Regions from separate parts of the Homo sapiens genome. Here region 2 is linked to region 1. A link is a loop called in an ENCODE intact Hi-C map of the cell type or tissue named here. Cell type or tissue: IMR-90. All regions are shown on one strand.

What was found. Peaks named below come from ENCODE experiments on the same cell type or tissue, not always from the same donor. Only the 100,000 strongest peaks of a DNase experiment are listed, where the experiment ranks them.
Region 2: it touches region 1 in a loop (5-fold over the local background); 2 of 110 quality-filtered maps call a loop at or near these places.

Annotation. Positions count from the first base shown.
Region 1 is chr5:163,563,264-163,565,763 of GRCh38, reverse strand. No RefSeq gene overlaps it. Among named protein-coding and RNA genes, the nearest start is that of MAT2B, 59 kb to the right of the region's middle. In IMR-90, a CTCF peak has its summit at 1,264; a DNase peak (open chromatin) is centred at 1,243.
Region 2 is chr5:164,051,480-164,053,979 of GRCh38, reverse strand. No RefSeq gene overlaps it. Among named protein-coding and RNA genes, the nearest start is that of LINC03000, 240 kb to the left of the region's middle. In IMR-90, no CTCF peak of the experiment used is centred here; DNase peaks (open chromatin) are centred at 1,249 and 2,059; H3K27ac peaks cover 267 bases.

The sequences.
Region 1 (2,500 bases):
TGAGGTTGTCCCCATTGAACCATCAGGATAAAAGATGACTGGACTCTCAAGTGTCCTTGGGGTTTAACCAAGGACAACCCCAGGCCAGCCCACTTTTAAAGACGAAGCTCTCCCAGGTGCTGAAAATCGAATGCCCGCAAGGCCAGGCAATTACTCTAAGTGCTACAGCAGGGAGGTCTAGATTTAGGATCATTTTTTTTTCTTGAGACATGTGGCTCTCCTACTATACCTTTCTATTTTTTTTTTTCCTTTGAGACGGGCATGGGTATTAAATTCTCATTTTCCTTTTTATTACAACGAAAAGAGTACAAACGTGGTTAAAAAGGGCACCTCCCTTAGTGTCAGGAAAACAAAAGGGAAGATCTGTGTGTGCAGTGACTGCATAAAGCCACAAAGGTGGCTCTGCCGATTGTCACCAGGGGCTGTTCAGGCTAGAAATACCATGCTGTCCGATGTTTCAAGAAAAGCAAGAAACCTAGATCTTTAATGAGAAGTCTTTGCATTTAAGCGTTGAAAACTAATTTTTTTTAAAATGGACAGGCCAATATAACATGGCAAACCAAATATTCCCATAGAAAAGATGCTAGTACTGCCTACTTTTGGGTGAAACCTCTGCATTATTCTGCCTTAGGAAGAGTGAGCTGGTTAGTTCTGAGTGAAGACCTCCAGAACCCAGAGAGACTGGGGGACATTAGGAACCCAGCAGGACCAAGCCCATCCGTGAAAGGAACACTTCAGAGTTTCTGTGACCGCGGAGTAAGTAAGGTCACACAAGGTATCCTCAGAGAAAGCTGGCTGTAGTCTCCCTACTTAATGGGCGTGGAGAAACATTAATCACAAAGATAATCCAATAGGAACAACAGGATGAGAATCATATCGAAAGGGTATTGGAGGGTTTGGGGGGGAAAGACGGGTTTATGTATTATCTCTGTGACATTTTCAATGAAATGCAAAATCAACAGAGCATCTTCTGCCAGGGTCACTGTGGTAATGAATGCTGACCTCAACTTGTTAGCACACCAATCCCTCAAAACAGCAAAAAAGAGAAAAAATCAACTGCCTTTGCTACCTTTATCAGCATAAACAAAGAGATAAAAATACGGTATAAAATTTTAACTGTCTTTCCCCATTCTACCTGCAAATGCGAAATTCCCCTGTGCTTCAATAAAGGAAAAATACATCCAATGAAGTCTAACAAATGTGCCATCTGTTCAGAAAGCAGCAGGCGAGCATCTTTTACACGTGACACCATTGCCCTCGTGTGGTCTAAAAGAATAGTGCAGCTGTTTCCCAAGGAGGCTTGAAAGGTTATGACTAAAAACTGTAGTTTTCATAAATATAAAACATTTACAACATTGAACAATATGTGAAAAAAACTTACACTTTAAAGAACACAAAAACTGGGCTTATTGTGTTGACTGTAAACATAAATTAAAAACAATAAAATAAAAATAAAGAGAATAAAGAACACAAATACCGCTTACAATAAAACCTCTGTTCAAATCAGATTCCGGTCTCTGGGTTTCATTCCACACTGAATTACCTTATAGCAAGGAGAAGAAATCAAGTGGGAAAAAATGTCATTAAAATAGCTGAATAGCAAGGAGGTGCAATTCTCTGACCTAATGATGACATTGGACACTTCCCTGCCACAGGGGTCCATACCTGGCTTTTCATCTCACTGCCTTCCTGCGGGGTTGCTGCAAGGGAGACTGGCGGGGGAAGACCTGTTGCTTTTCACATTCATTTGTAGGCTCCACACCATCAGTTGTTACCTCTGCACCATTCAAGTCCAAGATAACCCCAGAGGTCATTTCTGGGTAGTCATCCTCTCACAGGGTAGGAGGAATTCAACACTTGGACACAGAGTAGAAAGGAAAACTTCCCCAGGATGGTGAACCAGACAGAATGGAAACAACGGTACACCTAAAACTACATAAATCATACCTTTATTTCCTTTTCCCATTTCCTGACTATAGGGTGACTCAACCAATAAACAATGATTTTCAGTGGAGTATATACAGATGTAAAACAAGGTGCCAGGCACACTCAAGATAGAAACCCTTCTGATCCAACTTATCTGTAAAATGGAAATGATGCCATCTATTTAATCCTTACCATCACCCTAGGGAGGATTGAGGTGCAATAGGACTCTTTTTTTCCCTTGGGAGTTAAAGTCTCTCCAAGATTGAACAAAGCCTGTAGGTTTTTAACGTAACATTCTAGTTTGAATTTAGGTGCAAGTGCTAGATTTAAATTTCATGCATGTGATTGTTTAAGTGATAATCTGAAAACACAGTGGGTAACTTGAGCTCATATAACCCAGCACTTGAAAGCCTAGTTGTTCCCAGTTAAGTGTCAAAACCAGGCCAGTTGGTAACAAAATAAAAGACCCTTAAGCTTTTATTTTGGGAGCCTGACATAGCTGCCAGGTCTACACAGCTGCAATCAGTGTTAGAAAATGCTGTCTGACTGGCTGGTACTAACCAGCTGGACCCAG
Region 2 (2,500 bases), 490 kb before region 1:
TTATAATACCATGTTATCAGTGCTATGTCAAAATATGTACATATACTATTCATTCAGCTGGCTGCTCTGAGACTGGGACTATACTAACCACTGCAATGAAAACTATTCTTACAGAATTTGAGGTCTGGGCAGGAAATAACTAATTCTATCTAAGATATAGGAAAAGATTTCATAGAGGTGATTTCAGAGTAGCGTCTTAATAAAGAAGGTCATGACAAAGAGAGAATATTATGTGCAAAAGTACGGGGACTATTACATTTTGTGGAATGTCGTTAACATTGAAGTTAGCTTTGTGTGGCTTTTCCTAATCAGTGAAAGCATATTCTCTGTGAAATCCCAAAATGTTGAATTTATGTATGTTATCTATCTGATAATATGATACAATCTCAAAGTTTGTGTTTTCTGGTTTTGGACTCATCTGAATCCCTATTAAAATGCTAGGGAAAAATCGTCAAATTTAGGTCTTATAATGAAATAATAGATGCTTTCCAAAAGGTAAAATGTGCCAGTAGTAAGGTGCTTATAATTTATTTTCTAAGCATTATCATTCAGATAAGCTAAAAAGGCCCAATGGCCAGAGACTGCCATTAACTTCTATCAACACAAAGATCTTATCTGTTTTGAACACACTGTATACTGCAGTGTCTGAGATCTGGAAAATGTCCAATAGCTATTTTTGTTGTTGAATGAATACAAAATCATGTTCTGATAACTTATTTGACTCACTGACTGTCTCACCATAGCCAAGAATGGCATCTGTAGATTGTTGGCCCCAATCATCGTGGGTTTTTTTTTCCTGGAAATTCCCACTTTAACCTTCTAGCCAATGAATTTGAATAAATACATTAATATCCTAATGGTGTATGAAACTCATGACCAAGCAGAGTTTAGATCATAGGTGAGAATCACAGAAATATTTATACATTTAAAACATCTGAATTTTCTTGCTGTCTAACTAAGCACTTCCTATAGTCTCTGGTTCCTCACGTATCTGGATGGTTATCATAAATCTGTATCTGTCTTGTAGCCTAGTTTGTGATATCCTCAGAGACGTGTTGAACTGAACTGGCAAACCATGGACACTTACCCTGCAACCTGCCTGCAAATGCTGTTAGAATAGTTAAATAACTTGAAATCCAACTGAATGACAGTAATGTTTATTTCAACACTTTCCAATTCAACAAAAAGGCAAACAAAGCAGACCTCCTAGCTTGTTTCATCACAAGAAAATGAAATGGGGTTCAACATAATTGCATGAGAAATGATGGGTTGGATTTGCTGGTAATTCAAGAGCTAGTGAGTCAGTTCAGCTCATTTCTGGCATTTTGACACAGGCTTTTCTATCTGTGTTTATTCTTTTTTCCTCTCACATTGTATGAGTGGAGAATCCCTTTCCTTTCCGAATTGAAAGAAACACAATTACAAATTATAAATCACCTTTACCTTACTTTCACTTGGTGTTGCTGACCAATAAATTACAACAGCAATACATTTATCTATTATTGTTAAGGGAGAGAGAAACCCAGACACCTAGATTTAACCATAGGTTTTCTGAAAAATGTCTTGTAAAGTCAGCTTAAGGAGAGTATGTTAGCTTTAAATTAGTTTTCAATTAGTTCAAAAACAGGAACATGAATAACCAAAGTAAAACTTCCTTTGGAACTAGCAAAAGAAGATACTTATTTTACAATGTTAAAAAGTATCTTTGTGGGTAAAGCTTTGAACCACAAGCTAGGAGGTCTGCTCTGTTTGCCTTGCTAGGCCATTATTTCACCTTGAAAATTTGAATAAGACCCTTGAATAATGTGTATCTCATTTTCCTTATCTGTTGAATAGCAATAATACTTTACATACCACTACAAAGTTTTCTCTGAAAATCGTCTCACAATATATGAGAAAATACTTAAGAAAGTATTATGCAATGTACAAATATTTGTTATCACATAGACTCTTCTGTGTACACATAGTATTGTGTTAAATCCTATAGAGAATTTACTCAGGAAGACAGAATCATCAGGGCTAGTCATCCCTGATTGGTTTTTAAGTAACCACTTAAAAATTCTGTTATGACCTTTCAAAGAGCAAAGAAAGGCTCACATATTTTTGGCTTCTCTAGATGCTGAGTAATTCAGGGTCTGAAGAGAGGAAAAGCCAGTTGAATTTGTTAAGTGCTTTCATTGAGATGAACAAGGTAAATAACACAAGATATAAATATTGAATATTGACTATAATACTATCCCTTGCCCTCAGAGTTGAGAGTTTAGTTAACATAAGTGTAGACAAATTATAATTTGATCTTCCCCCAAAATATCCTCCAAATGCAAATTGTTAAATTCAAAATTCCCCAGTCTCCATGTCCTCCTATCCTCTGTGTTTCACTCTTCAACTATAGCAATTATTCATGTCCTTATTCTGACACCACTGAGCTCTACTGTGTCTTCGACCCCTTTACTTCTCCTTCTCTCTGACAACTTCACCCAACATATTTATCTTTCTTCCC